Linked DNA regions of Homo sapiens: region 2 is linked to region 1. A link is a loop called in an ENCODE intact Hi-C map of the cell type or tissue named here. Cell type or tissue: Caco-2. All regions are shown on one strand. Links, peaks and the distances in the headings refer to the core of each region. The heading gives the core; the rest is flanking DNA. Region 1 overlaps ATL3 (atlastin GTPase 3). Region 2 holds the start of PLAAT5 (phospholipase A and acyltransferase 5).

Evidence for each region. Hi-C counts contacts between places; a loop is a spot of excess contacts. Peaks named below come from ENCODE experiments on the same cell type or tissue, not always from the same donor. Only the 100,000 strongest peaks of a DNase experiment are listed, where the experiment ranks them.
Region 2: it touches region 1 in a loop (3-fold over the local background); 28 of 110 quality-filtered maps call a loop at or near these places.

The regions. Positions count from the first base shown.
Region 1 is chr11:63,619,253-63,627,589 of GRCh38, reverse strand. It overlaps ATL3 (atlastin GTPase 3), which reads left to right. Exons shown (of 13, transcript NM_015459.5): 13 at 1-3,503. The region is part of intron 1 of LNCROPM (lncRNA regulator of PLAAT3 mediated phospholipid metabolism); the gene reads right to left. Among named protein-coding and RNA genes, the nearest start is that of LNCROPM, 7.1 kb to the right of the region's middle. In Caco-2, for the core only: no CTCF peak of the experiment used is centred there; DNase peaks (open chromatin) are centred at 5,129 and 7,429.
Region 2 is chr11:63,487,342-63,495,678 of GRCh38, reverse strand. PLAAT5 (phospholipase A and acyltransferase 5) reads left to right here and starts at 4,512. Exons shown (of 6, transcript NM_001146729.2): 1 at 4,512-4,792; 2 at 5,346-5,436; 3 at 6,703-6,808. The coding sequence starts at 4,645. It overlaps LOC124902684 (a long non-coding RNA gene), which reads right to left and starts at 211. Exons shown (of 2, transcript XR_007062702.1): 1 at 70-211. It also overlaps the pseudogene LOC124902822. In Caco-2, for the core only: no CTCF peak of the experiment used is centred there; a DNase peak (open chromatin) is centred at 3,738; H3K4me3 peaks cover 628 bases.

The DNA of each region.
Region 1 (8,337 bases), core at 168-8,167:
GTAAATTTTATATACATGAAGGTAAGATCTGAGTGTAAACTTTACATACATGAAGTATGAATGGAAGGTAGAAAAAAAGTCCCTTTTCGCATGTAATCTCTTTATCAAAGAATTTTCTTTTGACACTTTACCACTGAAGTATTTTTGTAAGTCCTAAATTCGCAGCATATTGTTTCATATTTATATGCCATCTTGCAAATAGTTCTTGCTATTTTATTCACTGCTGTTACACTTTAGAAAAATTCCAGCTTGTTTACTTGCATTTATCAGTGATGCCAACCAAGCTTTGACTGTTAACTTGAAAGCTTGCTTCTGAAATGTTGGTGCATTTTCAGGTGACCTCTTATCTCTCTGAAAGTTCATACCTATTAGCAGGCTCTGTAAATATTGACATACTTAGCTTTTAATACATTCTATAAGTAAATTTATAGATTTCAGAATAACTTAAAAAATTTAATGGTAAGAAGGGGTGATGTGTCGAAAACTCATACTAAAGTATTAGGTCACTTTAAAAAAAGTGATAATGTATGATTTAATGAAATCTTAAGATTCAGTTACTATTTAAATTCACCATTTCTGTTTTGGTCTTATAAAGAGACCTTGGTTTAATTATCCAGAGGAAGTCCTCTTCACCATTTTTTTTTTTTCTTAGTTCTGCTTCTGGAAAGTGTTTTATAAAGTTTTCTCAGTGAGGGTTCTTAAGAGTTTTCTTTGGCCTCTTTTCTCTCAACAGTAAATTGATGATTTTATATCAGCTTTTTCAATAAAAGATGCATTATCATTACTGGCTATAAATCATCCTGGGGAGATTTATAACCAGGTTAAAAATAATATCTTTTACTTCTCTCACCTTTTACTTGTGGTTCAGATGCTCAGACTGTGCCTGTTTGCGTCGTGTCTGTTGCTCTGCCGCTTTCCATGCAGGCATTTTTAATTTTACACAATCCTAACAATATATGGAACTCATTCCTATGAATATATAAAAGGAGGCTTCCAAAATTTTCTATTAAAATATTTCAGGATAAATTAAGTGTTGATAATTTGAAAAAATAATTTCAATGAGCTGCTTATAGTAAAAATGGTAGAATCAGAGTTTTCATTCTTTGAGAAATCTTTCTGTAAGATTGGCTCATAGATAAAATGAGACAAACTACTATGTATGATAAAACACCTTCAGAGTCATGCCTTGTTTTATTTTATTTTATTTTTTGAGACAGAGGTCTCGCTCTGTCGCCCAGGTTGGAGTGCAGTGGTGCAATCTCGCTCACTGCAACCTCCACCTCCCAGGTTCAAGCGATTCTCCTGTCTCAGCTTCCTGAGTAGCTGGGACTACAGGTGTACACCACCACGCCTGGCTAATTTTTGTTTTTTTACTAGAGGTGGGGTTTTGCCATGTTGGCCAGGCTGGTCTCAAACTCCTGACCTCAGGTGATCCACTCCCCCCAGCCTCCCAAAGTGCTGGGATTACAGGCATGAGCCACCCCGCCCAGCTGAGTCATGCCTTATTTTCGTAGTATACCAAGAAATGTTCTATGGAAGTTTACGTTTTAACACCTCTTTTATACTTGGTAAAATTGCCTGTGTTTCGCTTTATTCCTTTTTTTTTTTGAGACGGACTCTTGTACTGTCACCCAGGCTGAAGTGCAGTGGCGCAATCTTGGCTCACTACAACCTCCGCCTCCTGGGTTCAAGTGATTCTTTTGCCTCAGCCTCCCAAGTAGCAGGGATTACAGGCATGTGCCACCACACCCGGCTTATTTTTGTATTTTTAGTAGAGACAGGGCTTCGCCATGTTGACCAGGCTGGTCTCAACTCCTCTGGGAATCCGCCTGTCTTGGCCTTCCAGGGTGCTGGGATTACAGGCGTGAGCCACTGGAACCTGGCCTTGTTTTGCTTTATTTTTTCTCTTACATGAAGTAAAGCGCTTTGGTCAAACACACAAAAATACTGCCTTGTACTGGTGGTTGGTTTCATTAGTGGATCACACACAGTGTTCTACTTGGCTTGTAAAATGGTGCCTTGGATAGGGTGAGTTTGGATAAGTATGTATGTATGTATGAGTTATAGCAAAATTAAGTAGATTGAATCAAGTCCATGCAAAAGCAATAAAACAGTTTTAATTTTTTAATTTTTTAAAAATTAAAACTTTAATAAAACAGTTTTTAATTTTTTGCTAGGTTCTTTTAAAAAATGATGTAACTTACATGGAAGTCTTCACAGGACTTTTTTCTTTCCTGGAACTATTGAAATGTAATTTAGGATGATTTGATCTTCCATCTCAAGTTGTCAACATGGCTGTGTCATTCTGGCTTACATATGTTTTATTTAACAAAATTCTAGTCAAGGGATAAGGGCATAATGAAGACAAGCTTCAGTTATGAAAGTACAAACTATTTGTGTGATTAATTTTTAAAAATGACATTAAGAAGCCCATTGTAAAATAATATTTGCAGTCAAATGGTTTTTCTTGCTGTAAGTCCTGTTGTAGCTATGTTTAGGGTAGTGGTTCTCATCTACCTTGGAGTGCATAAGACTTACCTAGCAGGCTTGTTTAAAAAGTTCAGATTCCTAGCTTTGTACCCAGGGATTGCCTCAGGTGGTATGGGCTGTGGTCCTGGAGTCATCACTTTTATAAATAGTGGTTCAGAGACCACAGAGAGAGACTGCTTCATCGAATGGGAAGTACCAAGGAGAAAGTACAATTCAGTATTGTCTGGAGGCAAGTGGACACTTTGTACCTGAGGTTTAGAATAGGTGGTCTCTTGCCAGTACAATCCCCAGGCGTTTTCTGTGTTCAGAAGTAGTAAGAATGCCTTTAATTCAGAGGATTATCTAAGCTCTTTAAAGCTGTTTTTCTCCATTGTCATAGTGCCTTCTCTGAAAAATGAATGTACAGGTATCCTATTTTCTAATGTAATTAGGATTTTTTAAAAGCAATTTTTGATAGTTTTTCTTTTAAAAAGTAAAATTCAGCACTGTGACTTGAACCCCCAAATCTTTCACATACAGGTGAAACATTAAGCCACAAATAAAAATAATGAACAAGAAAGAAGACAAGATCCTAATTCCTGTCATTAGTGACCTAAGTACCCCATATCAGAAACTTTGCAAAACAGATCTAGGGACAGAAGGGCTTTGAAAGACATTTTTCTTTGGGGCAAATTTCGTGTGCCAGAACTACAGTTTAAATGTTTTTATGAGCAAGGGAAGGTAGCATTGATTCCCATAGCTTTCTAATTAGATACATGCTGTCATGGATGTAAGCCTTAAAGGAGTTAATACTAATCTTGTACATACACAAATTTTCCTCAGGTTTTTTTATTTTAAAAAATGATTTGTTAAAAGTACTGTCTGCTAGACCCTTGCCTTTGAGTGGCTTTGAAACTTAATATAGTTTTTAAAAAGTGCAATGGGATGAGATTATGCTATTAGTATATTAAAAGCATGTTTCTGTTTTACTCCAATTTGTAAGATCATTTAATGGAATAAAGATCACAACACCATGTTATCTGTGTTTTCTTTCTCTGTGTTTTTAATATGGGAGGTTCTGTGAAATAGTTTGGCTTGGCAAAGTGAATAAGACTTCTGACGGGATAGTGGCAATGTGGTTTGAGTTAGCTTTCTCTGTCCTACAAAACGACACTGAACAAGTGTCTTACTAGCATAGTCCTGGAGAAGGCTCTATTGTTGGCAGGGTTGCTTAAAAGTGAGCACAAGGGCCAGGTGTCGTGGCTCACTCCTGTAATCAGCACTTTGGGAGGCTGAGGTGGGAGAAATGCTTGAGCCCAGGAATTTGAGACCAGCTTGGGCAACATATGGAGACACTTTCCACCTCTGTCTCTACAAAATAAAAGTGCATAGTGGCACCCACCTGTAGTCCTAGCTACTCGGGAGGCTGAGGCAGGATGATCACTTGAGCCCAAGAGTTTTGAGACCAGCTTGGGCAACATATGGAGACACCTTCCACCCCGTCTCTGGAAAAAACAAAAAACAAACCCAGGCATGACGGTGCGCACCTGTAGTCCTAGCTGCTCTGGAGGCTGAGGCAGGATGATCACTTGAGCCCAGGAGTTGGAGGCAGCAGTGAATTACGGTCCCATCACTGTACTGCAGCCTGGGCAACAGCAAGACCCTGTCTCTCAAAAAAAATTACGCAAATTTCATTTACAGTAACATGGACTTGTGAAGACCTCTGAATTTGTAGCACTTTCATTTAGTTGCCCCATCTGGAGCCAGCTGATTAAACAGTTGCTCTTCAGGGGTGGGGGCAGGGAACGTAAATCTCTACTTAAAGCTTTCTCTTTCACTGATGGACACAGTGAGGAGATTGAATTGAACTTCTCAAATACGACAAATAGCTAGACATACCCCATTTAGCCCTACAGTAAAAAGATTTCTTCCCAAGTTGGAAACACTGGGTGGGATCAGCAGACTTTCTCTATCCAACCATCCATCCCTGGTTGTTACCATGTGTCAGGTGCTTTGCCAGGTGCTGCCCTTGAGTTCATCACAGTTTAGCAGGGAAGGGGCAAACTCAGAGGCTGATGATGTGAAGAGTATGGTGAAAACAAAGATTCAGGACTTGGGTGCCACCATCTACACTGATGTGTAGACGCTCTCAGCATAAACTGGGGAGAAGGAAGGACCAGGGTGACGAATGCGGTCCTGTATAGATGGGGAGCAGTCAAGCAAGCTGGCTTGTCTTTGGCGCATTGACATTCTTGCTTTTGATTATCATATATCACTTTGCAAAAGACAAGTCCAACTCTAATTAGCTTAAAGAAGGAAAAAATTGTTAACTGGGAAAAAGTTTCTTGTAATCGGACATATAGGGGTAAAGCTGACATCAGGCACTGGAGGAACTCAAATGTCAACAGGGCTCTTATTTCAGTGTTCAGTGACCTATTTATCTGCTGTTGCAGATAGGTTTCCTCCATGCCCCAGGGGAGGACAGGCACCAGTGGTTCCAGGTTTATGTCATCCCACTTTAATGTGCCCTGAGGAAACAGGCTTTTTTTTTTTTTGAGCTACCTATGAAAAAACACGTGTGTATATCTCCATTCCAGAGAAGGCTTCTGATTTGTTTGGCTTGAGTCATGCTCCTTCCATGGTCAACACTAGCCTGGCCTCTGAGGCATTATAACCAGCCAGACCTAGGGTGCAGGTGTCTGTAGTCAGAGTGATGACCACGTGCTATGACTGACAGCTCCACCAGAACCACATGGAGTCACCAAATGAAAGACTGCTGGGCAGACCAAAACAAATAATCCATTACAGATAACCAATTCCAGTTAACAATGGCCATTGAACAACAAGAGACACAAAACCTGGACATTTCCCAGGTTAAAGGTTCTGGAATTTTTTTGTTGTTGTTGTTTGTTTCTCTGAGACTGAGTCTTGCTCTGTCGTCAAGGCTGGAGTGCAGTGGTGCAATCTTGGCTCATTGTAACCTCCGCCTCCCGGGTTCAAGCGATTCTCCTGCTTCAGTCTCCTGAGTAGCTGGGATTACAGGCGCCCGCTGCCATGCCCAGTTAATTTTTGTATTTTTGGTAGAGGCGGGATTTCGCCATGTTGGCCAGGCTGGTCTTGAACTCCTGACCTCATGTGATCCACCCACCTTGGCCTCCCAACGTGCTGGGATTACAGGCGTGAGCCACCAGTCCTGGCCTTCTGGAATGTTTTATTTTTATTTTTATCTTATTTTTTTTGAGACAGAGTCTCGCTCTGTGCCTAGGCTGGAGTGCAGTGGCTCAATCTCGGCTCACTGCAACCTATGCCTCCCGGGTTCAAGCGATTCTCTTGCCTCAGCCTCCTGAGTAGCTGGAATTACAGGCACGCACCACCATGCTAATTTTTGTATTTTTAGTAGAGATGGGGTTTCACCGTGTTGGTCAGGCTGGTCTCGAACTCCTGACCTTGTGATCCGCCCGCCTCAGCCTCCCAAAGTGCTGGGATTACAGGCGTGAGCCACCGTGCCCAGCCTCTAGAATGTTTTTTTTAAAGAGAAGGTAGAGATGGTTATGCTGCACATTTAGGCAGTGGAAGCTCTTCAGGGCATTTCAATAGGGATTTGTTCTCTTTCCTCTTCAGTAGGACTTGGGTTTCAAAGGGGATTCAGAAGGAAGTTATACTTCACTTTTGGTTTCTTTCATAAAAGCCTGATTTTTCTGGTCAGAGGAAACTATCAAAATTGGCATAGTCACATGTTTTACACCTGTGAAAACCCTGCATTCAGCTGGCTGGTGGAGCACTTGAGACATACTCCCATTTTGAATGTTGTCATGTTGTGAAATTTGTGGTTTCTGTTCCTTGTTGTGAACTTTGTGGATTCTGTTCCTTGTGTGCAAAGAAGCATTGCAAACAGCTTCCCTTTAAATGCAGTTTCCCTAAAAAAAAAAAAAAAAAAACAAAATGCAGTTTCCCTGTTCACTTTCTCTCGTCACCCTTGCACCCTTTCTTTCTCCTGCCCTGGCCTTCCTGTGTGTCACCCAGCTTGCTCAGATTCCCCATTGGGCCTATTAGGCCTGCAAAGCAAATTAGCCTGTGCAATTTTCTCCCACCTGCTCAGCTATTCCTCCTCAGAGAGTCAGCAAAACAATGGATTCTGGAGGATCCATCTATCCTCCTTAGAAGGCAGAGAATGGAGAGATTACAAATACTTAAAAACTGGCCAGGCATGGTGGCTCATGCCTGTAATCCCAGCACTTTGGGAGGCTGAGGCAGGCAGATCATCTGAGTTCAGGAATTCGAGACCAGCCTGGCCAAAATGATAAAACCCTGTCTGTACTAAAAATACAAAAATTAGGCGTGGTAGCGTGGGCCTGTAATCCCAGCTACTTGGGAGACTGAGGCAGGAGAATCGCTTGAACCTGGGAGGCGCAGGTTGCAGTGAGCTGAGATCATGCCACTGCACTCCAACACTCTAGTCTGGGAGACATAGCAAGACTCCGTCTCAAAAAAAAAAAAAAATTAATAGTTTCCTCCTTATCACAAGAGGAATGGGGCTTCATAGCCATGCTATGCAGAAAAGCCTGGAAGCTTTGGAGGTGGACACTAGTTGGATCCTGGCATCACAGTCCACCTGTCCACCTGCTCTGTGCGGGGGGTAAGGACCGTCTTGTTGGTGATGGTGTGGCATCATGGGGCAGTTTCTCAGTAAGTCCCGGGGCCTTTCTTAGAGAGCTCCTCTTTTGAGAACTGTGTGAGAAGTGAAAATACATAGCCCTCAGTACTGTTCCCCCTTCCCAGTATGATTTTTTTTTGGTTTTGTTTTGCTTTTTTTCTGGCACAGCAACAGGAAAAGATAAGGGAGGTGACATCTGGGTGCTTCTGGAAGCAGAGGGTGAGGAAAGGCAGAAGTCAGCCCGGCTGCCTCAAAACCGAACCTGTCCATCCTGGGTTTGGATGACCTTATAGTCAGTCCCTGGCTCAGGGTGCTCCGTAATTTGTTTGATGAGTGATAAGGCACATAAAGCTATGGTATTTATATTGCCTCTGAGTCTCCTTGTCAGAAAGCTGGTGAAGATCATGTGATGTTGATGGGCACATACCTATTCTCATGTTAATAACAGCCACCGTGTGTTGTGTGAGGATTTACCACGTGCCAGACGTCAGGCTCAGCACTTTATTTTTATTTTATTTTATTTTATTTTATTTTTTGAGACGGAGTCTCCCTCTGTCACCCAGGCTGGAGTGCAGTGGCACGATCTCAGCTCACTGCAAGCTCCGCCTTCCGGGTTCACACCATTCTGCCTCAGCCTCCCAAGTAGCTGGGACTACAGGCGCTGCTACCATTCCAAGCTAATTTTTTGTATTTTTAGTAGAGACGGGGTTTCACCATGTTAGCCAGGATGGTCTCAATCTCCTGACCTCGTGATCTGAGGGCTCAGCACTTTATAAGCATCATTTCATTTGTTGCTCTGTCTTTGGGGAATGTATTTTTTTTTTTACATTTTTTTATTTTGAGACAGAGTCTCACTCTGTTGCCCAGGCTGGAGTGCAGTGGCATATCTCGGCTCACTGCAACCTCCATCTCCCGGGTTCAAGCGATTCTCCTGCCTCAGCCTCTCAAGTAGCTGGGACTACAGGTGTGTGCCACCACACCCGGCTAATTTCCTATTTTTAGTAGAGATGGAGTTTCACCATGTTGGCCAGGATAGTCTCGATCTCTTGACCTCGTGATCCTCCCGCCTCAGCCTCCCAAAGTGCTGGGATTGCAGGCGTGAGCCACTGCGCCCTGCCAGGGAATGTATTCTTAAACATTATACAATATCACTAAGGCCCTATTTTACAGACAAACAGTTCAGAGAAGAAAACATGGCCTGGGCCCTACAACTA
Region 2 (8,337 bases), core at 177-8,176, 130 kb after region 1:
TCCTTTGGGCACCCTCCCTCCCACTGCAGTACCCTGGAATAGAAGGATGACAGGGGCTACTATGTCTACCTCAAAGACACCACCTCTTCCTCCCTTTGCAGTTGGGAGCATGGAGAAGGGACAGAGGTGATAGATTCTAGTGTGCCGTGGGACAGTCCATGGACTCCCTCCAGCTCTGCGTAGTTCTCTTGTGCTGGGGGCCTTTGTGTATGTGGTCTCCATAGAGACAGTGTGCAGGCAAAGTTCTTTCATTCCAACACTCTCTGCCACTGAGGACTCTCACCCCCCACCGCCAGAGAGGCACCTGGGTCTCCCTTTGGGCGTGTCAAAAGAAAGACAAATTAAATTGAACATAGTTTAAATGAGCAAATAATTTATGAATCAGGCAACCTGTCGAATCACAGGAGATTCAGAGACACTCCAGTGATACTGCATTGTCGAAGATGATTTATGGTCAGAAAAAGGAAAGTGATATACAGAAACAAGTGAGGTACAGCAACAGCTGGACGGGTTACAGCTTGGCATTTGCCTTATTTGAACATGATTTGAACAGTTGGCTAAAACTCGGTGGCTGGCACAAGAGTAGGTTATAGTCTGTTTACACATCCAGTTAAGTTACATTTCACTATGTACAGAGAAACCTTTAGGCTGAACTTAAAATACGTAAGGAGGCAGCTTTAGGCTAAGCTTAATTTAACAGGCCTTTCCAGAATTAGAAGTCCTTCTGCTTCTCCATCTCAGCTCCTCCACATGGTGTCACAGGAAGCACTGAGGTCCTCATCTCAGCACCGTGAGAACCAGCAGTTAATCACCAATAGAACTTCACTATAGGACCTTCAAGGCCCATCTGTATTTTGGGAAGAAAGGTGACCTCAGACAGAAGGTTTGTGATGCAAGAAGGAATGATGAGCAAAGGTGGTGGCAAACATATAGGCAAATCTAAAAGAATGTCTGCCTAATATAATAATGGTAATAATAATGTGAATTGGGGATTAAAAAGGGGCAGACTAAAATAGCATGGGTAGGAAAGATTAGAGTGAAAGTGTTCCAAGGTCCTTACATTGTTTCAGAGGATTGTTTAGGATATTAATTTTAGACTTAAGCATACATGTTAAAATTTCAAGGGCAATAAGTAAAAGAATACAGTGTAAACTTCCAAATAAGTAGAGGGAAAATGCAATATACTAAGATTAGATATTTATGAAGAATATTAGAAGAATTCATTGAAAGGTTTTAAAACCTAACAATAGAGAGATAGAATACATTATTAACTGAAAGAAACAATTTTGTAAAGATGCCAAAATTGCCAAGCTGATTTATTGATTTACTGTAATTCCAAGCAAAATGCCAATAGGGTATTTTGAGCAACTTGACAAACTAGTTTTGCAATTTATAATGAAAGGCAAAAGCTCAAGCATGGTTGAGAAGTTCCTGAGGAAGAATAAGTAAGGAGGGATCTTGAGATATTTGTACATCAAGATTTATCATAAAGATGTAGCAATTAAAACCACATGATAGTAGCACAAAGACAGATACATTTATCAGTGATACTGAATAGAGTCAACAGTATTCCTGCTCTTTCAAAGCATTATGCAGGACAGAGGTGGCCTTGTTCATCTATGAAGAAGTGGAAACTATCAACAAGTGATGCTGAGACAGTTATTCATATGAGGAAAAATGAAGTTGGATCCCTGCCTCCCACATATACAAAAATCAATTCCAAATGGATTAGCGAAAAAGGCAAAATTTAAAAACATTTTCAAGAAAATATAGGAGACTATCTGGCCAGGCACGGTGGCTCACGCCTGTAATCCCAGTACTTGGGAGGCCAAGGCAGGCAGATCATGAGGTCAGGAGATCGAGACCATCCTGGTTAACATGGTGAAACCCTGTCTCTACTAAAAATACAAAAAAAAAAAAAAAAAAAAAAAGAAAATTAGCTGGCCATGGTGGTGGGCGTCTGTAGTCCCAGCTACTCAGGAGGCTGAGGCAGGAGAATGGCGTGAACCCGGGAGGCAGAGCTTGCAGTGAGCCAAGATAGCACCACTGCACTCCAGCCTGGGCGACAGAGCAAGACTCCATCTCCAAAAAAAAAAAAAAAAAAAAAAAAAAAGAAAATATAAGAGAATGTTTTCTGAATTCAGGGCAAGAAAGACTTCATGAAAAGATAGGGAGCTGACCACAAAAGAAAAGACATGAATTCTACTTGTCAGAAGACATCATGAAGAAAGTGAAAAGACAAGCCATGAACTGCAAGAAAATGTGTGTAAACAAGTATAACTGACTAAAGATGAGTATCAAGAATATACAAAGAGCTCTACAAATCAAAAAGAACACAACTCCAAAGAAAAATGGGCAAAGGACATGAACAGACACTTTTAAAAAGAGGGAATGTGATAAATATATGTAAAGGTCTCAACTTTATTAGTGATCAGGGAAATGCAAATTAAAACGCTGGTGAAATACTATTTTACATTCACTCACCTGGAAAAATCAAGAAGTGTGACAATACTAAGTGTTGGTGAGGATGTAAATTAATAAATCTTACCCATTGCTGGTAGAAGTGAAATTGGGACCACCAATTGGGGAAATAGTTCTAGTGTTTTATTGTAAAGTTGGATATTTGTATATACTCCTAGGTATTACATCTTGTGTGATGTCTGCATGCATACACCAGGATACAAATTGGGTTCTTCTCAATTGTTTCCAACCCCAAATTGAAAAAAAAAAAAAAAAAAAAAAGAACCAACAAATCACCAAGTGGCTTTATCACTAGGTCAATAAATTGTGGTATAGCCACATAGTGGAATATTTTACTGCAGTGAAAATGAATTACAGGACTATACAGCACTGTGTATGTATTATAGAAACAACTTTGAAAGAAGAAAATTGCAGAAGAGAACTTAACAGCATGATACCATTTGTCTTAGTCCATTTGGGCTGCTATAACAAAATACCATACGCTGGGTGGCTTATAAACAACAACAATTTATTTCTCACAGTTCTGGAGGCTGGGAAGTCCAAGATCAAGGCACCAGCAGATTCCTGTCTTGTGAGGGACTGGTCTCAGCAACTGCTGTGTTCTCACATGGTGGAAGTGGCTAGGTAGCTCTGCAGGACCTCCTTTATAAGGGCTCTTATGAATCCCACTCATGACCAAAGGGCCCATCTCCTGATACCATCACTTTGGGGGTTAGAATTCTAGCACATGAATTTTATGGAGTCACAAACACCCAGACCATAGCACCATTTTTATAAAGTTTCAGAGAAGCAAAACAAAGTGATGTATTAGGGATACAAAGAAGCGATTTAAAAAACTATTTTAAAAAGTGAGGGTATGACAGACACAAAGGTCAGGATAGACGTTGGGCGTGCAGAGGGAGAAGGGATAAGGAAGGAATCCATAGGTGGGGAGCATCTGTACTAGGAATGTTCCATTTCTTACGTAGGATGGTTTTGTCATGGGTAGTAATTACATTATGTTTCCTAACTGTGTGCGAGAGAGAAGGAAAGAGAAAATCAGTTGGGGAAGACTCAATGCAGAAGCGGCCTGCCTGAAAAGTCACAGCAACAGGCAAAAATAAAACAACCTGGTAAAAAACTCAGGCTCCACCTGCACACAGATAAGCAGACAGGGTCCAGCACAGAAGCCTTTTGTTCTTTGTATAATTAGGGAGCTCCCAGGAAAGTTTTCTCCCCTTTTCAGGCATATACATGGTGGGAACTTTCACAGGGAGGAGGGGGGCTTACCTAAAACAAACCCACAGTTATGCAAACAAAAAAGGCGGTGCTTTGTGCTTGCATAGATACATAACCACAGCTGCGTAAGACAGCTTTACTGATAAGAGAAGTTACTCAAACTACTACAGAGATAAGAGATTTTCTTGCAAAAGCTTTTGAATTCAGCTGTAACAGGGCAATCCACTTGCATACTCAGCTCACTGTGGAGAGCTTTCTTCTTTCGCTTATTAAACTTTCGCTCCCACCTCACCTTATGTCCCGTTCCTTAATTTTCTTGGAGTAGGACAAAGAATCCCGGGTATCAGTCCAGACAAGGAGAAACTGCTACATTAAGGTACATTGGCAAGACTGCAACATGTGTATTCCATGTACTTTTTCATAAGTTATCTATTACGTAAGTGTAGATTTCATTTTCTATATATTTTTAAAAATAAAACAACTCTGAATTGTTCAAGATTTTAACCCCTGATTGTGCCTCCCAAGGCTTCCTAATCTGGTCTCCATTTACCCCTCCAAGTCACGCCTCTGTTCCAAACCGTTCAGCTTCTCCAGCCACTTTAGGCACCACCTCTGAGCCTTTGCTGTTTCCATGACCTTCCCCAAAACGAATAACCTCCTTCGCCCCTCTCCGCCTAAAAGACCCACAGATTCCCGGGCCTCTAAGCGCCCCGTTTCGTCCCATTCTGTTCTCGGACGCGCTCACTGCGCCCGCGCCACTGTCGCCACCCCGCGCGCCTCTGCCGTTTGCAGCCCGCGGCGCTTTCCCCTCCGCGGTTCCTCCCCGAGCCGCCCCCAGTGCCCAAGCTTCCGCGGCTCCGCCGACCAGGGGCCGCGCCGACTGGGAACTCGCCAGGGGCGTAGTCCCCTGCAAGGCCTGGGGGCCGGCGAGGCCGCAGAGGCGGGATGGGCCTGAGCCCGGGCGCCGAGGGGGAGTACGCGCTCCGCCTCCCTAGGATTCCCCCACCCCTCCCCAAACCCGCCTCGCGAACCGCCAGTACCGGGCCCAAGGACCAGCCGCCTGCGCTCAGACGTTCAGCTGTGCCCCACTCAGGTCAGCCCCAAGAATGCGGCTGAAGGACAATCCGCAATTGTCCTTCAGGTCCCAGCGGGCGGTTACCCTCAAAGCTCCTTTTCTTAAGACATTTGGCGATTGTGTTGTCTGTTAGCCATCATGAGCGAGTATTTCAGAACGACCGCTTGTTATAAAGCTAATCAAAGCGAGCCAGGCAGCCACTCCCTCCTTCCCGCTATATCTCATATGGAAGTGAGGCAGTGGTGGCAGCTCCGGAGGGTGGTGTTAAGACCGGCTCTGGCTCGGCAGAGGTTCCTCCCATCGGGCTTAGGATAGAGGCGAGGCGCCCTTCTTCATCCTCTCCCCGATTCCGTTCCCAGGAATCCCAAAGTCTCTCTTTGGCAGAGGAACTGAACCCGCTCCAGCACCTAGTTCCACAACCCTCTCCATTCATCCCAAGATTTTCTGAGGCCTAACCAGGGGCCAGGCACGATGCTAGACTAGAGCTCTGAGCCCACTCTCCGTAGCGGTCAAGGTGCTTGCTCGAACTCTCCTTTCACAGGTCTAAATAGCATTTCCCCCCTTGAATTAGAAGAATCCGTGGGATTCGCAGCGTTGGTCCAGCTCCCAGCCAAGCAGCCTCCGCCGGGCACATTAGAACAGGGCAGAAGCATCCAGCAAGGGTAAGAAGATTGTAAGGTTGGGGTCTTTGGGTGGAAGAAATCTTTTGGAGAATTGACTTGGAATGCAGTTCTGTAAAACAAACCCAGAGGTGGTTTTTGTGTGAACCAGCCAGCCGGTACCCAGCAAGGGGAAGGCTGGTGTGATCCTGGGTGATAACAGATGGTACTGGGCTTGGGACCTGCTGGCCACAGGCATGCGTTGCAGCTGTTTCTAGCCACAAGGCCATTCTCTAGACCCCAGAGAAATGAATGGCTTTAGCAGGAGGCTTACAGTATTGTCCTTGGTCTCACTAATCAGTGAACAATGAGTCGGCCTTTGGCAGATTTCCTGAATTCACTTTCATTAACAACATGATGATTGCTGCTTTAAAAAATTCCGAGGGGCTGAAATTTTGGAGAGGAGCTCTACTGAAAATGAGGGGTGTCCCCTCTGCCCCACACACTATTTTTTTCTGGAGAAGAGTTTAAAGCATGGGAAAAGGTAAAGAAAAAGTCATTTCTGAGTTGGTGGTATACCAGATGTTTACATGTGCTGTGTCCTTTCACCTTCTTGACCACTGTGAGACACATTTTCATCTCTATTTTTAAAGATAATCAAGCTGAGAGTCAGACATTAATTTACTAGCTCAAGGTGGGACAGCAATCATGAAAGCTAGGATTCAAACCTAGATCTTTTGGCTTCGAAGTATTTTACTCTACTATACTACCTTAATTTAATATGCTTGAAAGCATATTCTTGCCTTTCATTTCTGTCCTCTCCTGTAACATTTTGTTTCAAGGGAGAAATATACTGATTTCATTCATATTACTTGCAGTTGCAGTGTTGTGGCTTATCAAGCTTTCTTAGAAATCTGGGGCTAATTATTGGAAGAAAGAGTTCAAGGGGTTTGCCTCTGGGCAGTAGGGCTGGGATGAAAAGGGAAAGGAGGAAGGCTCCTTGCATTTCATTATAAATTCTTATGTACTGGAAACCATGTGCAAGTATCACTTTGATAAACATTAAAAAGACATTATTAGCAAATTAAAAAATAAAAACCCCCAAAACTGCTTCTTGCTATCATTAGCATTTGAACAATTGTCAGAAAACCAGCAAACAGCAATTCTTTTGTATGAAAGCTAATGGGTTCACAGAAACAAACGGGGGGAAATGTTCCCTACAGTCTCCAAACCAAAAGCCATCTTAAAAATCACAAATCTGTAATACAGATTTTCCAATAATTATGAAATAGTGATATTTGTTAACTTTGTGATTGCAAAATCATTTAGGGAGAAGGCTGTAGTTAGCTTGGAGACCACACCCAGCCAGAAAGCAGACTGGAGTTCAATTCCAAAGCCTGAGAATGAAGGCAAGTTAATAAAGCAAGCAGCTGAGGTAGGTGTAACAAGAATTCTCAAAGTGACTATCTTTAACCTCCTGGCAACTTCTCTACATATTGTATTTTACTTTGTTTCTAGGGGTGTCCAATCTTTAGGCTTCCCTGGGCCACACTGGAAGAAGAAACGTCTTGGGCCACACATAAAATACACTAACACTGACGATAGCTGTTGAGCTTAAAAAAAAAAAAAACCCACAAAAAAGTCTCATAATGTTTTAATAAAGTTTACAAATTTGTGTTGGGCCACATTCAAAGCTGTCCTGGGCTGTATGTGGCCTGTGGGCTGCGGGTTGGACAAACTTGGTTTAGATGGTCTAATAAATATCCTGATTTGGGATGTTGGTTATGCTTTGTTTTAAAGCAGTTTTATTGAGGTGTAATTGACATATAGTAAACTCCACATATCTAAAATATACAATTTGATAAATTTGGCATATATATATGCCAGTGAAGTGTATAGTTTGATACATTTTGACATCTATATATATATCCTGTCAAATCTTCACCACAATCAAGATAATGAATAATCTCTGTCATTTACAAAAGTTTCTTTGTGCCTTTTGTAATCCCTCTCTCTTCCCATACCACTCCCATCCCCAGGCAACAACTGATATGCTTTTTGTCACCATAGATGTGTTCACATTTTTAGAGATTTATATGAAATCATATTGTATGTGCACTTCTTTGTCTGTCTCCTTCATATAACTATATATATTTTTTTCGAGATGGAGTCTCGCTCTGTCGCCCAGGCTGGAGTGCAGTGGCGTGATCTTGGCTCACTGCAAGCTCTGCCTCTTGGGCTCACGCCATTCTCCTGCCTCAGCCTCCCGAGTAGCTGGGACTAGAGGCACCTGCCACCATGCCCGGCTAATTTTTTGTATTTTTGGTAGAGACGGGGTTTCACTGTGTTAGCCAGGATGGTCTCGATCTCCCGACCTCATGATCCTCCCGCCTCGGCTTCCCAAAGTGTTGGGATTACAGGCATGAGCCACTGCAGCCAGCCCATATAACTATTTTGACTGACATCCATGTTGTTGCTTTTTATCAACAGTTCATTCCTTTTTATTACTGAGCAGTATTTCATTGTATGGATATACCACTCTTGTTTATGTGTTCACCTGTTGATTGAGCATTTGAGTTGTTACTAGTTTTTGACTATCACAAATCTGCTTGAACATTTATGTACGAGTCTTTGTGCAGACTGTATATTTTTTCCTCTTGGGTGAATATGTAGGAATGAAATGGCTAGGTCATGTGGTAGATGTATATTTAATTTACTGTTTTCCTTAACATTTTTTTTTTCTTTTTTGGGGCTTTCCAAGCCTGCCAGACAAATTCTAAAAGAGCTCTAACCTTAACTTACTGTTTTCCACAGTGGTTGTATCATTTTACATTCCTACCAGCAGTTTATAAGAGTTCCAGTTCATCAGCATTTGGCATGGTCAAAATCTTCTAAATTTTAGCTATTTTAATAGATGTGTAGGTATCTCATTGTGGTTTTCATTTGCATTTTCCTAATGACTAA